Regions from separate parts of the Homo sapiens genome. Here region 2 is linked to region 1. Evidence: chromatin loops called from intact Hi-C (ENCODE). Cell type or tissue: Caco-2. All regions are shown on one strand. Links, peaks and the distances in the headings refer to the core of each region. The heading gives the core; the rest is flanking DNA.

What was found. Hi-C counts contacts between places; a loop is a spot of excess contacts. Peaks named below come from ENCODE experiments on the same cell type or tissue, not always from the same donor. Only the 100,000 strongest peaks of a DNase experiment are listed, where the experiment ranks them.
Region 2: a loop joins it to region 1, with 5 times the contacts of the local background. A loop is called at or near these places in 10 of 110 quality-filtered maps.

Annotation. Positions count from the first base shown.
Region 1 is chr11:86,807,799-86,818,770 of GRCh38, forward strand. It overlaps PRSS23 (serine protease 23), which reads left to right. Exons shown (of 2, transcript NM_007173.6): 2 at 1-3,435. The coding sequence ends at 997. Among named protein-coding and RNA genes, the nearest start is that of PRSS23, 13 kb to the left of the region's middle. RefSeq lists an enhancer at 3,741-4,327 and a silencer at 10,729-10,972. In Caco-2, for the core only: no CTCF peak of the experiment used is centred there; a DNase peak (open chromatin) is centred at 4,413.
Region 2 is chr11:86,464,855-86,475,826 of GRCh38, forward strand. It overlaps ME3 (malic enzyme 3), which reads right to left. Exons shown (of 15, transcript NM_001161586.3): 8 at 237-346. Among named protein-coding and RNA genes, the nearest start is that of CCDC81, 95 kb to the left of the region's middle. In Caco-2, for the core only: no CTCF peak of the experiment used is centred there; DNase peaks (open chromatin) are centred at 4,784 and 5,337.

The sequences.
Region 1 (10,972 bases), core at 172-8,171:
CTTTGGAGCCGAAGCCAAATTAGAAGTATCTTCTTCATGTGGACCCCAGTGTCATAAGGGAACTCCACTGCCCACTTACGAAGAGGCCAAGCAATATCTGTCTTATGAAACGCTCTATGCCAATGGCAGCCGCACAGAGACGCAGGTGGGCATCTACATCCTCAGCAGTAGTGGAGATGGGGCCCAACACCGAGACTCAGGGTCTTCAGGAAAGTCTCGAAGGAAGCGGCAGATTTATGGCTATGACAGCAGGTTCAGCATTTTTGGGAAGGACTTCCTGCTCAACTACCCTTTCTCAACATCAGTGAAGTTATCCACGGGCTGCACCGGCACCCTGGTGGCAGAGAAGCATGTCCTCACAGCTGCCCACTGCATACACGATGGAAAAACCTATGTGAAAGGAACCCAGAAGCTTCGAGTGGGCTTCCTAAAGCCCAAGTTTAAAGATGGTGGTCGAGGGGCCAACGACTCCACTTCAGCCATGCCCGAGCAGATGAAATTTCAGTGGATCCGGGTGAAACGCACCCATGTGCCCAAGGGTTGGATCAAGGGCAATGCCAATGACATCGGCATGGATTATGATTATGCCCTCCTGGAACTCAAAAAGCCCCACAAGAGAAAATTTATGAAGATTGGGGTGAGCCCTCCTGCTAAGCAGCTGCCAGGGGGCAGAATTCACTTCTCTGGTTATGACAATGACCGACCAGGCAATTTGGTGTATCGCTTCTGTGACGTCAAAGACGAGACCTATGACTTGCTCTACCAGCAATGCGATGCCCAGCCAGGGGCCAGCGGGTCTGGGGTCTATGTGAGGATGTGGAAGAGACAGCAGCAGAAGTGGGAGCGAAAAATTATTGGCATTTTTTCAGGGCACCAGTGGGTGGACATGAATGGTTCCCCACAGGATTTCAACGTGGCTGTCAGAATCACTCCTCTCAAATATGCCCAGATTTGCTATTGGATTAAAGGAAACTACCTGGATTGTAGGGAGGGGTGACACAGTGTTCCCTCCTGGCAGCAATTAAGGGTCTTCATGTTCTTATTTTAGGAGAGGCCAAATTGTTTTTTGTCATTGGCGTGCACACGTGTGTGTGTGTGTGTGTGTGTGTGTAAGGTGTCTTATAATCTTTTACCTATTTCTTACAATTGCAAGATGACTGGCTTTACTATTTGAAAACTGGTTTGTGTATCATATCATATATCATTTAAGCAGTTTGAAGGCATACTTTTGCATAGAAATAAAAAAAATACTGATTTGGGGCAATGAGGAATATTTGACAATTAAGTTAATCTTCACGTTTTTGCAAACTTTGATTTTTATTTCATCTGAACTTGTTTCAAAGATTTATATTAAATATTTGGCATACAAGAGATATGAATTCTTATATGTGTGCATGTGTGTTTTCTTCTGAGATTCATCTTGGTGGTGGGTTTTTTTGTTTTTTTAATTCAGTGCCTGATCTTTAATGCTTCCATAAGGCAGTGTTCCCATTTAGGAACTTTGACAGCATTTGTTAGGCAGAATATTTTGGATTTGGAGGCATTTGCATGGTAGTCTTTGAACAGTAAAATGATGTGTTGACTATACTGATACACATATTAAACTATACCTTATAGTAAACCAGTATCCCAAGCTGCTTTTAGTTCCAAAAATAGTTTCTTTTCCAAAGGTTGTTGCTCTACTTTGTAGGAAGTCTTTGCATATGGCCCTCCCAACTTTAAAGTCATACCAGAGTGGCCAAGAGTGTTTATCCCAACCCTTCCATTTAACAGGATTTCACTCACATTTCTGGAACTAGCTATTTTTCAGAAGACAATAATCAGGGCTTAATTAGAACAGGCTGTATTTCCTCCCAGCAAACAGTTGTGGCCACACTAAAAACAATCATAGCATTTTACCCCTGGATTATAGCACATCTCATGTTTTATCATTTGGATGGAGTAATTTAAAATGAATTAAATTCCAGAGAACAATGGAAGCATTGCCTGGCAGATGTCACAACAGAATAACCACTTGTTTGGAGCCTGGCACAGTCCTCCAGCCTGATCAAAAATTATTCTGCATAGTTTTCAGTGTGCTTTCTGGGAGCTATGTACTTCTTCAATTTGGAAACTTTTCTCTCTCATTTATAGTGAAAATACTTGGAAGTTACTTTAAGAAAACCAGTGTGGCCTTTTTCCCTCTAGCTTTAAAAGGGCCGCTTTTGCTGGAATGCTCTAGGTTATAGATAAACAATTAGGTATAATAGCAAAAATGAAAATTGGAAGAATGCAAAATGGATCAGAATCATGCCTTCCAATAAAGGCCTTTACACATGTTTTATCAATATGATTATCAAATCACAGCATATACAGAAAAGACTTGGACTTATTGTATGTTTTTATTTTATGGCTCTCGGCCTAAGCACTTCTTTCTAAATGTATCGGAGAAAAAATCAAATGGACTACAAGCACGTGTTTGCTGTGCTTGCACCCCAGGTAAACCTGCATTGTAGCAATTTGTAAGGATATTCAGATGGAGCACTGTCACTTAGACATTCTCTGGGGGATTTTCTGCTTGTCTTTCTTGAGCTTTTTGGAAGGATAATTCTGATAAGGCACTCAAGAAACGTACAACCACAGTGCTTTCTTCAAATCATATGAGAAATACTATGCATAGCAAGGAGATGCAGAGCCGCCAGGAAAATTCTGAGTTCCAGCACAATTTTCTTTGGAATCTAACAGGAATCTAGCCTGAGGAAGAAGGGAGGTCTCCATTTCTATGTCTGGTATTTGGGGGTTTTGTTTGTTTTTGCTTTAGCTTGGTGAAAAAAAGTTCACTGAACACCAAGACCAGAATGGATTTTTTTAAAAAAATAGATGTTCCTTTTGTGAAGCACCTTGATTCCTTGATTTTGATTTTTTGCAAAGTTAGACAATGGCACAAAGTCAAAATGAAATCAATGTTTAGTTCACAAGTAGATGTAATTTACTAAAGAATGATACACCCATATGCTATATACAGCTTAACTCACAGAACTGTAAAAGAAAATTATAAAATAATTCAACATGTCCATCTTTTTAGTGATAATAAAAGAAAGCATGGTATTAAACTATCATAGAAGTAGACAGAAAAAGAAAAAAGGACTCATGGCATTATTAATATAATTAGTGCTTTACATGTGTTAGTTATACATATTAGAAGCATATTTGCCTAGTAAGGCTAGTAGAACCACATTTCCCAAAGTGTGCTCCTTAAACACTCATGCCTTATGATTTTCTACCAAAAGTAAAAAGGGTTGTATTAAGTCAGAGGAAGATGCCTCTCCATTTTCCCTCTCTTTATCAGAGGTTCACATGCCTGTCTGCACATTAAAAGCTCTGGGAAGACCTGTTGTAAAGGGACAAGTTGAGGTTGTAAAATCTGCATTTAAATAAACATCTTTGATCACAAAACCCTTGTTTTCTCATATAATGCCTATAAGCAATCTGGTGTTCTACTAAATACATTCTGGGGATCTCTGTAACAGCCTTTTGGTTGAGGTGGTAATGTAGAAAGAATGATGAGTCCGAGTGGGGTCAGGTGTCTGTGCCTTTAGGGTTTAACCAGACCCTATAACCAGGATTTGGAAATCTTCACAGCGTGAAATTAGAAGTAATAAATTTGAAAATTATCTGTCGCTGAGAATCAGAAGTTTGTGGCAGAACTGGGGACACATGTTTTACATAGACTTTACTCCAAATTTTGAATTTTGAAAAGGAGATAGTGTTTTTAAAAGGTGGGAAAATAGCCTTAAAGGGGTAAAGAAATAGGAGCAGAGTTGTATGTGTAATCTTTCTTTTTACTGTTTTTGGACCAAAAAGGGATTGAAATACCAAGGTCATGCTCCCAATTCCCTGTTCTTTGTGTAGCTCAGTCTACCTGCTTGGGGAGATGGGAAGTACCTGGTGATGCCTGGATCATGTATTCAAGGAATCACTCTTTCTCTAACAAACCCCACAGGAGGTCTTTAATGCAGAACTTGTTAAGAATGACTAAGCCTGCCCTGGAATGATGACTCTAGGCTGCTGTCTGCTAACTGAAGGGTAAATGGCAGCCATCCAGTGAGTCCAGAGGAATTCTGACAGTGATCCCCAACACTCACTGAGGGCTTCCTTCTTACTTTGCCTGGGTTCTGCTGCTGTTCATGTCTGCACTTTTTCTTTGTTCTTGTCATGAACCAGCTCAGGTATGCCTTGAAGTTGCCTCTGACCATTGATTTCTATGGATGTTTGATAAGGCAGCCATTTCATTTATCATTCAGAATGGGATTCTTTTGAGAATGCTATGACTAATGAAGCTGGGGCAGCAGGTGTAAGCCAGGTATGTCTTGGCCAACAAGCATGTTTGGTCACTTAATTATTAACCTTTCAAAGCTCTGTATAGCGTGCAGACTGGCAGCCATCCTTGCTAATCTAGGAACAAAGGTGGGGCTGCAGCTCCCTGCGTTTCTCCTCTCTGGGCTTCCATTGTGATTCCTGTGATACCTTCTTTGCCTGGCTCAGCATTCTGAGGGCCTCCAATAGGGGAAGGGCATTTAAAAATCCTTTTGATGGGGTGGGGTCATCGTACATACATGGCAGACATGAGGCCATTTCTGGGCGATCAACAACACATCTGTTTTTAGTCTGGGGTTCCCCCCGGAGGAGGAAATAAACCAGCTTCCAGAACAAGAGTAAACAGGGGTTGGCCGGGCATGGTGGCTCATGTCTGTAATCCTAGCACTTTGGGAGGCTGAGGCAGGTGGATCACTTGAGGTGAGGAGCTCCAGACCAGCCCTGCTAACATGCTGAAACCCCGTCACTACTAAAAATACAAAAATTGGCCGGGCATGGTGGCGCATGCCTGTAATCCCAGCTGCTAGGGAAGCTAAGGCAGGAGAATCGCTTGAAACTAGGAGTCGGAGATTGCAATGAGCCAAAATTATGCCACTGCACTCCAGCCTAGGCAACAGAGTGAGACTCTGTCTCAAAAAAAAAAAAAAAAAGAAAAAGAAAAAGAAAAAAGAAAGGGTAAACAGGATTGAGAGCTGAGATAGCAGCCTGGTATGGGAAGATGATGGCCTTGGAGTTGGGCAGACTGATTCCACAGTTGTCTAGTTCCTTATGGCAAATAAATCCCAATGCATTGTGGTTTAAAATTTAAACCCTCCTATATGATTTAAAGATCCTCCCTCTTCTGGGTTCCAGCTTCTCAGTGGGCTCATTTGAAGCTGAGGAAGAGAGAAAGGAGACAGGCATATTTATCTGACTCATTGCAGTGATGTTCTCTCTTCATTGCTTGCTGCTTCTCAGATAACACCAGCTCTTCTACCCTCCTTAGCCCTTAACTATGGTGATATAACCCTCTGTCTCCTGCGCACCTTTATCTAACAGATAGCTGTCTCAAGTACACAGCCAGCAAGATGCTTCAAGCCCAGTCATCTTGTTTCCTATTTGCATAACCCACAAGAAACTCATAGGCTTGCTATACCTGTGTGTTAGTGGCTTATTGAGAATTTGGGAGGGAATATGTTTGAGCCTCAACAAACTGAAGTGCAAGGGCCCCTGGCAGTATCAAATTTGTTCTGTTTAAGAGACAGATGGGGAAGAGTTCAAAAAGATAGATTCCAGCCAGCTCATATAGAAATTAAGGATTCTGTCAAGGTCTTTTTAATTCATCTTACTTGCTGGGGGATACAGTCAAAGGACTTTAAGTAGGAGCCCTGGTGGGGCCTAATCAGGACCGACTTATCCATGAAGGGACAGTAGGCACAGTGTCTAGGGCCCACAGCAGTTTCAGAGATCACACAGAAATATTTATTTTAAAATCAGAAGAAGAAAGTTAATTTTTAAGCCTAATAAAATGTGTTAATATAATGTTAATATATTTATATTAACAGCCATAAAATATAATTTTTAATATTTTTTAATGGAGAAGGAGACTTATGAAGGCAAAAGTGCTTAGGGCCCACAAAAATCAAAATGCAGCCCTGAAACTCATTCATATTTGACAATATCTCTTTGGATGCTAAATGGAGAATGGATTTTAGGCAGTGGCAATGGGAAAACTAGTAATCCAGGTAAGAAATGGCAGTGACTTTGACTTTGGAAGTAGAGGATATTGAATAGTGGTCATATCTGGAAGAGTATATATTTGAAAGTAGAGCCAACATGAATAGGTGTGGTAAAGGAGGAATCAAGAATGACTGCTTGGCTTGGGGCCTGAGCATCCACAGAGATTCCAGGTGCCATTTGCTGAGATGGGAAAGACTAAAGGAAGAGAATTAGATTCTGCTGTGGAAATGAAAACCGAGAATTCCTGTGTCAGTCATGTTAGGTTTCAACTGTCTAGCGGACACCCAAATGCCAATGTCAAATGAACTATAGGATCTCTGATTGTGAAGCTCAGTAGAAATATCTCAAATGCACTTGTAGATGATATTTAAACCACAGAGAAATAATATCATCTGGGGAGAGAATGAGGCTTGAGAAGAGAAGAGGGCTGAGGACAGAGTCCCAGTCCACCAACATTTAGATGTTGGGTTCAGTAGAAGAGAAGGAGGAAGAGGAGGAGGAGGAGGAGGCAGTAAGGAAGCTGGTAAGAAGCCACCAATAAGGTTAAGGACAACAAGGAAAATGTGGCCTCAAAGAAAGCAAGAGAAAAAAGTTGGAAGCCAGGTTGAGGAAGTGAGAGACAAAGGGTGGGACAAGATCAGATTGTGCTTCAGGTTATGTTTAGAAATGTCCCTCTGGCTATGGTGGGAAAGACGGGGTGGAAGGCAGGAGACCAGAGAGGAGTCTGTCTAGTCCTCCAAGCCTCAGCTGTTTTCATGACAAGCAGAACCTTGCCTTGTGTGTCTCTGTGCACCCACCATGCAAGCATGGGGCACTGTGCACCAGGTATGCTTATCATGCCTGTGAATGAGGGATTGATTAACTGAATCCTCCAGGGACACTTGGGACAGCTCTGCCCACAAGAAGAGCAAGAACCCAGGCATCAATGGGGTGGTGCAGACATGGGCTCAGGGAGGCCCTCTGCCATCCCCTCCTGCCTGGACCAATGTTTTCTGAGAGGCAGAAAGTGCAGGGTGACTCTTCACTGTGGTATTTGTCTATGTGTGTATCAAGTGTGTAAAAATACTGTGCTCTCTTAGTCTTGATTTATCACTGCCCCTTGTCTTCGGGCTATTAAAAGGACTAAGGCCCTGTCTTCCATAAAGAGCAAGAACAGCTTTGAGAAGCGTCAAGTTCCAATCCAGTGAAGAAAGACTGAAGTGTTTGCCTTGGAGAGAATGAGGAGAGTCTCAGGAAATGAAATAAACAGAACAAGGGGCTAGAATCCAAGCAGCAGCCGTGGGAACAGCAGCCAGTTCTTGCCATCCAATGAGATGTCTTCTCAGGATGGCCTTCCCTGGCCATCTTCTCTGAAATTCAATGCCCCTCAGCCCCTTCCTCGGGGAGTTCTTATTGCCCTTCCCTGTTTTATTGTCCTGCTCTGCACTTATCACTAACACTGTTATATTTATGTATTTGTCCTCTGCCACTAGAATGTAATTTCATGAGGACAGAGGTTTTTATCTGTTGTGTCCCCACAATTAGAACAGTGCCTGGCATGTAGGTTCTCAATAAATAATGTTATTCAAATGGCTGATTGAACGAATGATCCCAGATGGTTTATATAACCCAGAACATGATGACTTAGGGTTATGTGAGCTTGGATATTTCTTGGGTCCAAACACATCCCAGAATAAAACTCTTGTGGTGTTTTGTATGTATTCTGTTCTATTCTAGCATGTGTTACATTGCTGTTGTTATTTATGTGTCTGCCTCTTCTACAAGACTATGAGCCTTGCAAGAGCAGGGGCTGAGTTCTGTTCTTCTGTGTCTTCCCTTATCTATCCCATGGTCTAGCACAGGAAATATTTGTGAGAAAGTGAGTGTCTGTCTGTCTGTCATGACTTAGCCTGTCATGACATAGATCCTCTCCCACATCTCACAGGCAACAAGCTAGAGTTCTGTGCTATCCATCACCTCCTCTCCAGCTCCCCTGCCACTGCCCTGATTTCACCTTGTTGTTTCTCCTTTAACTATGACAGCAGATTCCAAACTGGATTCTGAGCCTCCCAGCTCGCCCACACCTGCCCAAGACATGTTCTGAAGCAAAGACCTGATCAGGCCCCTCCCCTATGTTTCCTATTGACTAGATGCTGGTTACTAGAGAAGTTTAGTTTTCTTAGCCATGAATCCATGACCAATCCAATATAGTGATCAGATTTATCCCCCATTGCTTCCCAGAGTCACATAACCTGTCGTCTAGCCAAGTTGTACCAAACACATCCGTGTTTTCAACCTTCTGTCATTGCTCAAGCTCTCCTACCCTCCAGCTAGGTTGCCCTTCCTCCATCTCTTCAATTAGTCAATCATTCAGTTATTCATTCAGCAAATGTCCTCAAGCCCACCTCGGTGCCAGTCACTGTGTTCACGCTGGGGCTGCAGAGATGACTGAGATACATCCCTGTGCTCAGGGTGTTCATGCGTCTTCTCCTTTTGAGGTCACTGTAGTCATGACTCTTGCTCTACCTCCCAGAGTGATGAGGCTCAGTAACTACCCTCTCCACAAAATATCTTGGCCTCAGTACAATGGAATTGCCACTTTGTAAATTGAATGAGTTGAGTGCTTCCCCTACATTTTAATAAGTCTTTGAGTTACCGTCCTGCCTGATTATTACATTTCCTTTCTTGGATTTATTAAAACTTGCTCCACCCCCAGTTCCCTGATGGAAAATGCCATGTTTGGTAAACTAACATAGCCCCCAGCATGACTAATATCCTCTGTGGATAAGGCATTCTGGGACATAAGGACACTGTTTTTTTAAAGTGACAGGTTTTACTACTCCAGGATGATTTCCAGACCAGCTGAACACAGCGTTGGAATAGAAATGCCACCACTTTGTCTTTCTACTTTCACAGAAAAGATGTGTTGGTTGAGTATAACATAATATCAGGAAGAATTCATTCAATTCCTTCATTATATCTTTACCGATCAGCCTCTTTATGCTTTGTTTTGTTCTTCAAGCTGTTTAGTGTCCCAAATTCTCTTCACTTTGTCTGAGGTCTTGAAAATTGTAAAATCCTATGAAGATTCATCTGCAGAAAAAGTTTAACTTGAAAATCTAATTATTTATAAGACCCACTTTTGTGAAAGAATAAAACATGATCATGCTTGAGTCTAAAACTCTGGACATTTATAGTTGCGATCAGATTTATTTCCATTCTATATTTTTTCAAATGGCCTATTTTTGCTTGAAAATATGGTTTTTGAGGGGCAAGAAAGCCTTTTTTTGTGATTTTTTTTATTGCCTTCTAACTGTGGGCTTCTGTTTCCCTCATGCTTTCTATTTCATGTATAGTATATTTTGGATCATGTTTTTCCTGACTCTGGAACTTCCTATAACTTTTTATATGGTGTTCCTTTTAGATACTGTTTTAAAAACTCTTTCTTTTGAAATGTGTCAATCTGTCCAGAGAATTAAGTTAATGATGTGGCTATTTTTAAACTCTTTAGATAGCTATGGTTGAAAAGACAAAAAACAAAGTGAGCAATTCTGTGACTGCAGATAGAACTTTTCTAAATGGCTGGCTGGCATTTTTGAGACAAAACTCTATACTTTTATTGAAATACCTCTATTTCTGGCTCATGGATTGTCACCGTATTCTAGAAGTAAGACAAAGAGCCTTGTCTGGTGGACCTGAACACCAATTAGAGTTTCTTTTCAAGAGTATCACTATTCAGCTCTCCTGTTTGCCACTGGCCAGTTGACTTTTTATAGCCAGTGAAAATCCATCCAAGAATCCTGCAGTTTCTTCATGAATTTGTTCTTGTAATGAATTTACGTTGTGTTCAGGCAAGTATCAGATCATTCATTTATGAAACCAACAAGCATGTATTGAGTACCTGTAATGTGCCAGACACTTTTATGAATGATTTACATATATTAATTAATTCACTTCCCACTACAAACCTATGAAGTAGGCATTGATTTTGTATCCATGTCAGAGAGGGGCTAATTGAAGCAAGGTAACTTGCCAAAAACACACAGCTAGAAATGGGATTCATATCTTAGCAGTCTGCCTTGGGAGTTCATGCTCTTATTCTACTAATAGCAAGGTGCCATAAGACTACCGTGAGTGGAGCAACTAACCATGCCTCCAGATTGGGAGTCAGGAGCCTCAGGGAAGGCAAATTCAGAACAAGAGTTGTTTGATCCTTGATGAAGAGGCTTAATCGTTGATTTGATCCTTGTTAGCAACTGATTAGCACATACCAAATTACCTGCAGAGAAGATACACCAGAAAAAAATATGTGCACATATCTGCAAAGCTGTATTACATACCTAAAAACTTTGTATCATCAGTACAAGTATAAAACAAATCATGTGTGATTTGATTCATTTATACATGCTAACCAAATATTTTCAGATTTCCTTTATGCTGTGCCACATCATATGTATCATTAATTGAAATCTATTTTGAATGGCCAACATTCAGAAGTTTCTCGAGTGCCTGGGGTGGGAATCTAAATTTTTAAGACACACTATTGTTTCAACCATTGTTTTTCCTTATAACATGATTCTGATCAATTTGTATTTAGTAAGTGTTTCCGACCATTTAGAAAGACCTTTCCTTTCTAAATCAACACGTAACTTGAAAAAATAAATCAAAATTTTGAAATATCACCTTGTTCTGTAGATTCAGACTAAACGATCTCAGATTTCTTCATGTGTTGGAAAATGTACTTAAAAAAAATCTTTCCCCGAGGCATCTTCTTTGCCAACTGGACTGACTTTTGCTCATTCTTGGATTGCCCCCTAGTGGTTTATTTAACTTATGACTATTTCCCAGATGCTCATCGGCAACTCGTGGTTTCTTTGAATTTGTTTTTAGTTTGATCTTTTCCACACCTTCTCCCATT
Region 2 (10,972 bases), core at 971-8,970, 340 kb before region 1:
TCTTACCTACCTCTGAAGTAGTAATGATCTTCATTTTGTAGAAAAGGAAACTGAATTCAGAGAATTAAGAATTAGCCAAGTAGGAGTTGAATCTAAGTTTAATATTCTTTTTTCAACAGCTGCTGGCAGCAAACCAACTATGGGGTGACAGCCTTTCCTCACCCCTTTGGCATCCCAGTGAGGTTGAGAATATAAGTTAGTCCCCTGTAGCTTCATCAGGTGGGGTGGAAACCTACCTTGGATGTCATCATTGAACATGCAGTACTTGTTACGGTATTTGTTGAGCAGGCGGAAGGCATTGGCATTGGCGAAGTCTTCAAATTGGATGAGGCAATTTATTCCAAACCTGTGTGGAGGGAGAGGAAGAAACCCATGATTGCCTCTCTGAGGCAGATCCCTGACAGATCCCAGCTTGCACAGTGGGGTGGGGAGGTGCAGGCCTGGGGGTGGGAGGTGGCATGGCTCCTTCATCTGTGTTTTTGCCACTGGTTGGCTCCTGGACTCCTGGGCTTGGAGCTCTGCCTGCCCTATCATGGATGAGGATGGGGAAGGGAGAGAGTAGGACCCTGGCTTTGGTGGTCAGCCAAGGCAGCATCACTATAGCTAAGGTGCGCTGGTGGCTCCCATGGCTGCCATGGCCAGCCCTGGGAGTGACAAGAGGGCCAAGGAGGGGCCTGCCCTCTGTGTAGCCTGTGGCCATCTGAGATCCCAGAAGAAAGCTCACTCCACATCCAAGTGCATGCAGACAGACCAGCTTCCCCACCACAAGTAGGTGGGGAGCCCCTGCATCCTCCAAATATCTCTCTTGCTGGACCCTGAGGCCTGGAGCTCTTCCACTAGAGACTCCTCTGGCACCAGGCATTGTTCTCTGGTAAGATGAAAGGATGGTTAGGAAAGGCCACTGCATTAAGACACTGTTATCTACTAACATCTTGGTGAAGTTGTTCTCCAACTTGCAGGTGTAGAAGAATCAGTTACTGACCTTGTTTAAAAAGCAGGTCACCAGGCCCATCTCACAGAGTCTCACTCGGAGTGTGGGATGGGGTCAGGAACCTGCATTTTGAACAAGCACCCCAGATGGTTCTGATTCTGACAGCCCAGAGAACCCTGAGAAACAATGCCTTGTGGGTGAAGACAATGGCCATTAAGATGCTTGATATGCCTTATTTAAAATCCATGCTAGCATTGCCTCCTAGATTTCATGGCCTTCCCTTAAAAATGACTGAGTTTGTTCGAGTTTTGTAACCTATTTTTCCTTTTAACATTGCCTGTAAGGAAGCTGAGAGTGAAGTTTTTGCTCATTTGCTACAGGCCCCCTCAGCTTCTGTGGGCTTCTGCACACAGATTTCCCCTTTACTCCATTCTTGCTCTTTGATGCTGGTGTTTGATAGTTTTGTTTGTGTCTTTAGCCTTTCTGTAAGCAAGTGTAGTATGGATTATTAAAAACTACTTAATACATGGATAAAAATAGGTTTCACCTCATGGGTCAATTTGTGGCTGAGTAACAGCATCTGAGGTCATGTCATTGAGAAAAAATGTCCTGATTGATCCATAAGAGGTGTCAGGGCATGTAACAGGTAGAAGTGGCCTGCCCTTCCAACCTGGTGACCTACAGGCTTGGGAGCAGCTTGGGACTGGCTGTGGAAATATTTATTACCTTGTTAGAGAAGGTGGGTGGGGCACATGCTTGGGGGGCTTCCTGTGCTCTCGGGGCATCTTTCTGATGAGGCTGGTGGCTATGAGGGAGTGAGGAGCACTGAAATGGCCCACAAAACATTTTTTCCAGCCTTATAATTTTGTGCATGGCTTATGCTGTCCAGCCCAAATACCAGTGGGTGGGCAAATATTTGTTCCTGCCGTGGTCCTTCCAGAACCTTAGCTAGTCAAGGCTGTTGGTAGAAGGACTGGGAGATGGATTCACATTACAGGGGCAGAAACACAGGGGCAGTGACTTGCCACAGTCCAGTGCTTAGAGTGCTGGGCGTGGGTTAGAAGGCCATAGGCCGGACCTGGCTCTCCACATTCAACTGAGTTACCTGCACATGTCACTTCACCTCTCTATTCTACCTCAGTTTCCCATCCATCAGTGGGCACAATAATATCTGCCTGGCTAACATCTGTGAACTATTGTGAGGGTTAAAAGCTGAGGGTGAGGTTTTTCCCCCAGCTTTACTGAGGCATAATTGACAAATACAAATTGCATATATTGAAGGTATAAAATGTGATGATTTGATATATGTGTACAGTGTGAAATGATAACCACAATCATGCTAATTACCACATCCATCACCCCATATAGTTACTATTTTGTGTGTGTGGTAAGAAAACTCAAGATCTACTTTCTTAGTAAATTTCAAGTATACAATACAGTATTACTAACTGAAGCCTGAGGGTAATTTTTAGACCATAAAATGCTAAACACAAATGCCATTCTGGCCACAATTCTTCTTCACAGTCATAGAACAAATGCTGATGGAGGTTTGGTGGGGGGCTCACTGTGTCTCCCCACCCACCATCCAGCCCTCTTTTGCTTGTACTATGAATAGAAATGATAAATAAAACCTCCCATGCACAAATATAATGCCATGCTCACCAAGCCAAAATTTATTGTGAATTTCAAGTATTTGGATTGGGTGGGGAGGAACACAATGTCTTTGGTTGCTGGTGACATTTTGCTATATATAATTTCTACAAGATTCCCAGTGTTGCCCCACAACTGGCCTGCAGCTAAAATGCTGAAAAGGTCAGACAACAAAACAATGTGATGAACGTTTTCTGTCTCTCTCTGTGTGTCTGTCTCTCTCTGTTTCTCTCTCTCTCTCTCTCTCTCTCTCTCTCTCACACACACACACACACACCCCTTTAAGCAACACCACCATTCATTCACTGAGGTAAAAATAAGGCAAGAATTATAAATAAATACCTTTGTTCAGTGTATGATTATTATTTATATTTAATTCAGTTTTATATAAGAAACCCCCCTCCCTCCCATGGAGCAATTTGATGGAATATAGAATAAAACCTCATTAATTGAGGTCACTTTAATCCTAGCTTGGAATTGCATAAGAGGCCATGTGAATCACTCATCCAATAATCTGGATTCATAGTTCCTAGAACTCACCGGATTTAAGGAACCCCAGAACTCCTCTCCACCTTGGGTAACCATCCCCTGGCTGCTTTCTGGACCTTTTATTCCCAGGAACTACTCCTACTCTAGGATTTCACACTGTCCCATCTCAGTCTCTGACCACAGCCTTTCCTTCTATGTCTCTTCACTTCCACTGCACCTGCTGTTTGTCTGCACCAAGACCTCTGAGCCCTTCACCATGTTATCCCAGTGCCTCAGGCCCTCCATTATGGCTTTTCATGAAACCAGACCACTATCCAGTCTGAACCAAAGGTGGTTACTTCATGGTGCTACTATCTTAGCACCATCCATTTAACCACCATCCACCTATTCATCTATCATCATCCAACCATCCATCATCCATCCATCCATCCATCCATTTTCCATCCATCCATCATTCATTTATCCATCCATTCATCATCCATCCATCCATCCATCATCCATCCATCCTTGATTTATCCATCCATCCATTCACCCATCCATAAATTCATCCATCCAAACACATTCATTGAGCACCTGTGATGATCTGATACTATAGTTTAATGTTTTAGGAAGGGGTGGATTGGATCTATGAAGGAGTTGGCGGAAACTTAATGTTTGGAGTTTGTCTGCCAACTCTTTAAACTAATTAAAAACCAATTAAGAAGAGAAAATTTCAAAGTGGAAATTTAAATGGCTTAGTGGATAAAAAAATGTTTCTCAATTCATCCCTGTACATCCAAATACAGGTAATGAGCTTTCACCATAACACTAATTTAAATGTTAATTATCAATTGCCTTACATATTCATTAAAATGCTAACAACAATGGTAAAAAAAATAGCTAGCTTTTATCTAGTGTTTATTACCTGCTGGGCACCGTGCTGAGCTCTTTACATACATTATCTTAATTAATCTTCACATCACCTTATGATGTAGGCGCTGTTTCCAGAGAAGGAATCTGGAGCTACAGATTGCAAGTTATTTGCTCACAGGCTATGTACTCTATTGCACTTGGTAAGTGGTGGAGCTGGAATTTAAATCTGGTTCTGTCTGACTCAAGAACCAGCTTCAGTTTAATTTTGATAGCCTTACAGGTTCTTAAAAAAAAAAGCTAAATAGGTAATAAGGCTGGATTTCTTTCTCCATTGGGAAAGATCATAGGTATGGTGAAGAAAACATTGACCAGGGAGACAGAAAAAATGCAGGAGTCTTGGCTGAGTCCCCTTTCTCTGTCTGGGTCTCAGTTTCCTGGTCTGAGAGCATTGGAGGAGTAGCACAACCTACTTAATATTTGGGGCTGGAATTGAATACTAGAAGCTTCACTCAGGTATTTCTACAAGTCCAGAGCAGGGAGGTTAGACATTTCTCTGTGAGAGCAACATGTGAGGAAAATATGGGGGGTGAGTGTCTTAGAGCCCTTTGTGCTTACACAAACTGGACCAGCTGAGTGAGCAGGGCAAGGCAGCCACCCTCCAGGTCATACTGTGGAACAGAGGCAGGACCCCTCCCAAGAAGCCGTGCTCTCAGCTCCCTACTCAGGGCTCTGGGCAGCTTCCCGATTCTAGTGCTGGCAGCAGCCTGATGTCTATCCTTCTGTCCTGCGAGAAGCTCCCACTTACCGGGGAGGCTTCTGCTTATCTGTCCCCTTTTGCAATTTTGAACTCTTCACCCTCCAGCCCTGGCAGGGGCTGAGGAACATCTGATGCTTCTCCAGTGGAGAATTCCTGCAATGGAGAAAGAGGCACCTTCCCAAGCCACACAGATAGCTTCCCAGACTTCCCAACCCTGGGGACTCAGCTGGGAAATGGCCTTGGAGTGGCCAGGGAAGGCATTCCAAAGCCAGGGCTCACTTAGAGACACAAGGCTAATGAGTGGATGTTTGATTTTGTTTTTTTTTTTTTCCCTCCAGTACTCAGGCAAGGGGAAGCCAGCAAACAGTGACCTGTGCCTGGGAGTTCTGGAGTTCTGGTGAGCTGTGTGTGACGGTGTGATGATACCCAGGCCACAACCAACAGTGCCAGCACCTGCCACCTGGGATGCATCCTCCCATGGGTAGGAGGGTCTGAGGTGGCTGTTCTGCCCTTCTCCCCAGTGTGTGAACCAAATGCAGAGTGAGGGATGTTGGTGGTGCAGAGCATTCCAGGGGCTGCAGACCTAGTTTCTCTTTTCCATAGGTCAGGACCTGCCATTTTTTCAAACACCTGGGTCTGACCTCTTTCAAGCCTGAACAAACATGAGGGACTGGGAAGAGAAGGTGAACTTGCTCAACCTGCCTCTAAATAGAATGACTAAAAGCTACCTCTGGTATTTCCATGGTAGTCCATGCTGTTCCCCTCCCCCCAGAAAAAAACCCACATGCAAGACTTCCACAGCAGAGCGTTCAGTGAGATTATCAGTTGTCACCCAATGGAAAACTATTTCTTTTTTTATTTCCTTCCAGGAACTAGATCTGACAGAATCATAAAAACTCTTGGTCTTTTTTTTTCTATTTTACATATTCCATTAAACTCTAGTCCCTTGAGATGGTCTTAGAGAGAGGTTCTGTGGTTAAGTAAATTTGGAAAACTCTGTGTGTTACACATAGCATACACAATGTGTATTAAAAGCTCTGAAAAATCTTGCAATAAGAAACCTGTTTAACCCAGCATGTTCAAAGCTTATTTGACCAGACACCTTACTCTGTTGCATCTCATCCTCACCACCTATGGTGGAACACACTTTGGGAGACATGGCTCTGCAGGAAGAACTTTGTGCAGGGGGTGCTGGGTGGATTCAGGGCGAGGCCATCTCTCCCCAGGATTACTGCCATTGCTGCTTCTGTCCAGGACCCTACAGTGACTGATTTCACCTCCTTCAAGTTTATTTCCCCTCCCCCAATCCATCTTCCACATATTTCTAAACACAAGTTTATGTCGGCTACTTATTTTCTGAAAATCCTAAGAGGGCTTCCACTGCCTGTGGGGTTATATCCAAATTCCTTAGGTAGTGTTCATTTTGGCCCCAGCTCTATTGCTGAACACCTACTCAGGTCTTCTGACATTCTAGGCACGTTTTCCTGCTTCCTAACCACTGTGGGCCTTTGCACGGTCCCCTGTCTTTGCTCAAGCTGCTGGTTCTCTCTGTCTAGAAGGCGTCTTTTTGTCTAGGCCAACCCCTACTTAAACTGTAAGGCCCAGAGCTTTTTTTTTTTTTTTTTTTTTTTTTTGAGAGACAGAGTCTTGCTCTGTTACCAGGCTGGAGTGCAGTGGCAACCTCCTCCACCTCCCGGGTTCAAGCAATTCTCCTGCCTCAGTCTCCCAAGTAGCTGGAACTACAGGCATGCACCACCAAGCCCAGCTAATTTTTGTATTTTTACTAGAGACGGGATTTCACCATGTTGGCCAGGATGGTCTTGATTTCTTGACCTCATGATCCACCCACCTTGGCCTCCCAAAGTGCTGGGATTACAGATGTAGGCCCAGATCTTAAACTGTAACCTCTTTTAAGAAGTCTTCCTTGACACATCTCTTTCCCTACCCTTAAAATAGTGCTAATTCTTGTCTTCTCTGGGGTCCCGTGATATTCTGGACATATCTGTAACAATATATGTCACATTGTATTACAATTACTTATTGACATTTCTGTTTCAATTAAAGAAATGTATTCGGCAAGTTATCTTCTTTGTGCCAGAAACTATACTAAGTATGATGTAATAAAAATTCAATTCAACAAACATTTTATGCTTGATATGGTGGCACATGCCAGTCATCCCAGCTGCTCAAGAGGCTAAGGTGGGAAGACCATTTGAGCCCAGAAGTTCAAGGCCAGCCTGGGTAACATAGTGAGACCCATATCTTAGAAGAACAAAGCAAAACAAAACAAACATTTCAAAGTGTCTACTATGAACAAGGGACTGTACTACTTGCTAAAACCTCACAGATTTCACAGTTGAATGGGGACACAGGAAAATAAAAAAACAGTTGCAATACTCTGTGGCATCAGTAATAATAAAGATATGTGCCAGGTACATGGGAAGCCTCAAAGAGGGCAGGCAGCTCTGCAGCGGGGAGAGGCAATGAGGGCTTCACAGGGCAGGAGATTAGGAGGTGGGGCTTGAAGGAAGAGCAGAGGTTCCCAGACAGACTGTGGATGGGTGCGGATGGAAGGAGGGAGGAGGGCATCTCAAGGAGAGGGAACAGCATATGCATGAGGACTGAGTGAGTATGGTGCCTTCCTGGAGCTGCAGGAAAATACACAGGGCCGGATCTTGCCAGAGGAGGCTGAAGATGGGGAGGACATGGGGAGAAATGAGCCTTGGTGGAATGCAGGAGCCACCCCTTTCATGCCCATGTAAACAGCCTAAGCAATCTGGAGGGCAAGGGGGACCCACTGAGGGCTTTAGGCAGGAAGGTGGCGGGTGTTTTAGGAAGTTTATTCTGGCAGAAATGGATGATGGGATGGACAGCTGGGAGGACAGACTGGAGACAAGGAGGCATGGAACTGCAGTGAGAGATTGTGAAGTCCTGGTATTAATATAAGGCAGTGCAGACATGTAGGCAGAGAAGAAGCTGGGTAAAATATGTTAAGGAAGTGAAAAGAGTAGCCTGGAGGAAAGACAAAGTGTGGCAGAGCATAGACAGCTTTGAGACTGAGCAGGTGTGGCTCCATCACTTACTAAACGCATGACCTCAGGAAATGTACTTGATACAAATTTCAGTCTTCACTGATAATAGTGGGCTAATAATACCTCTCTTGCAGTCCTGTTGTGCAAATTAGATGAGATAATGTACATAAAAATCCAGCACACTATAGGCACTGAGTCCTCGGAGGCAATGATTATTAAGGACAGGATTTAATAATAGACCAGATATGGAGATGAATGAGAAGGAGGAGCCCAGGAAGGGCCGAGGATGGAGGGTGAAGTCCTTTACTCATCAAGGTTGGGGATGGGGAAAGAAAGGCAAACTTACTTGATAAGGCGGAGTTGGCACATGAGGAGTCCCAGGTTCTGTGGAACGTTCTAACGAACGTGTTCATGAAGCAATGGGCTATACATGAGGTCAGCGGAGGGGAACAGGCAGCTCAGGGCACTGTGAGCAGTTGAAGCCATGGGATTGGGTGAGGGTTCTCAGGCAGCGCCTGTGCACAGAGCAGGGAGCAGGGCAAGGACACAACCCTGGGACACCCTGCATCCACGGAGCAGAGAGAGATAGTGGAAGAAAGTCCAGCCAAGGATAGCGAGCAGGTTGGGCCCACACAGCAGCTGCTACCAGAGCCACGCAATGGGCCGTGGTCGGGAGCATCAAATACTGCCAACATGTCAAGTGAAACAGGGACCACAAAGTGTACATTGGAGTCGTTGTTTAGAGGATCACTGGTGACCTTCGCAGACCACTTTTGGTGGGGAAGGGAGGGAACCATCTGGCATGGGGTTAAAGTGAAAATGGAAGGGGAGGAAATGTTGGTCATCACAAATTTCAAGAAGCTTGGCTGTGAAGTAGGCAGGGTGACAGCTGTTGGGGGAAGTGGGACTGAACGGTGAATTTGTTTTGGGGATGGGAGGTATACATATGAGATACAGGAGTCAGAATGGAGGGGAGATGAGAGATGACAGGGCTGGTGAGATCCTGAGAGCTAGGAGGAGGTGGGGGCTAGAGCACAGTTAGAATGGGAAGAAGACACAGTCAGATGTCATAGGACAGATAAGAGGCCGTCACAGCACAACTCTGCCACAGACTTGCATGAAGAGTGACTTATTCTGCTGGGGGTGTGAATCAGCAGAGGGGGTCATGTTTTGCGGAAGGATTCACAAGGATGACAGGGAATCTATACCATGGGTGAAAAAACTGGATACCGTGGATTGGAGAAAGAGGGAATACGGAGCCTGAGAAGGGCAAGTGTAATTGGGCATAATGATTATCTTCAATCATAGGAACGACTGTTTGTGGACAAGGACTTAAGCAGATTGATTTTGTATGGCTTTGAGGCAAAAGCAGAGCCAATGAGTGGAAGTCAGAAGGACACAGATTCCAGTGCCATATAAGGCAGAGATTTCAAACACTGGTTGGAAAGAGACTGCTGGTCACTGGAGGTGAGTCCATGGTCACCGGAGCTCCACTTGGCACGGAAGTCGTGGAAGGGATTTCAGCCCATGATGTGAGGGTGGACCTCTGAGGCCCTTCCCTTCCCAGCTCCCAGACTGGGAGATTCCCTGGTGTGCTGGGGTCTGGCAGCCAGACTGGCAGGCTCCTGAGACTGGGATTCTGGCCTAAGGGGGAAAACTCCCATTGACTCGCAACATAGTCACAGGAAGCAGTAACTTCTAAGCAAAAGTCCCAGGATAATGTGGCCATTCCTCAGTCACAGCTCTGACGGCAAGTCTTGGCCAGACAGAAAACACTCAGGAACAGCTTGGCTTTCCTCCTGATTTTCCCTGTTTGTCTGAGTTCCGGGGCAAGCACACCAAATGGCGCCAGAAATCTCATTGCTGGGGAGGGGATGGTGGCTGACCTGCTGACCTCTCAACCTCCCAAAGGTCAGTGGCAACACAAAGGTTTTCCTCTAGGACATGGCAACTCACTCCTCAACCTCCTGCTTATAAAGCTTTCTTGGCCACCAACCCACTGGCTGGCTTGGGGGCTTCAGCATGTATGTCAGCCCATATTTGTCCTTAGATTGTGCATATCAGGTTGGCATGAGGCCACAGGTGTCCTCCATGAAGGTTTTTTGATTAATGAGGCCCTTTCTGAGTGTTCTCTTCAGTTGCTAGCGCTTTCCTGGGAATAAGGTCATGACTTTTAAAGTCCAAGTAAATGTCCCAGATCTTTTGATCACCTTATGCCCTTTATCAACCTTGATCAACGCTGCAGGCAAGGCCATTGGCTGCGTACACATTAAATCTATGCAAACCCAGCAGTAATTATTTGGGAATTTCCCTTGTAGTTTATAAATTCCTTGACAGCAAAGTCTACTTCTGACTTCTTGCCATATTCAATAAAGGAATTAATAAATGGATGGATGAATACATGAATAAATAGGAAAACAAATAACTGAATGTGGTCTTAAACTATTTTTCTGGTGACTTTATGTGTCCATGTTATAATCACAGGGAAAATTGAATTCTTCAGGACAAGTCTTTTCTTTGTTGATTTAGTTTGGATGTATGTTGCCAGCCAAATCTCATACTGAAATGTAATTCCCAATGTTGGAGGTGGGGCCTGGTGGGAAGTGATTGGATCATGGGGGAGGAGTTCTCATGAATGGTTTAGTACCATCCCTCTGGGTACTGTCCTCGTGATAGTGAGTTGTCATGAGGTCTGGTTGTTTAAAAGTGTGTAGTACCTCCCCTTTTGCTCTCCTGTTCCTGTTTTCACCATGTGATATACCTTCTCCCGCTTTGCCTTCTGCCATGATTGTAAGCTTCCTGAGGCCTTCTTAGAAGCTGAGCAGATGTTGGCACCATGCTTCCTGTAAAGCCGGCAGAACCATGAGCTAATTACACCTCTTTTCTTTGTAAATTACCCAGTCTCAGGTATTTCTTTATAACAATGTGAGAAGGAACTAATATATTTGTATTGGCCACATTGTGGGGTACAGGGAAGGCACGTGATAAATATAGCCTGAATGAAAATTTGGAGGAAATTTCATGAATTACATGAAGGAGGGCACATAATTGGATAAGTTTTCCTTAATTTCCCACAGCTTTTCTCATTATCTGGCCTTGGGGAAATAATTTTCTCTTTGGGTCTCAGTTTCCTCATCTAAAAAGTGAGGAAATTGGATCAAATGAGTGGGTTGTTTCTTGCTCAGATATTCCAAGAATGCAAGATTAAAGTCCTAGGCTGGATCCAGTGAGAAAATGAGAATTCTAAGATACAGACTGAAC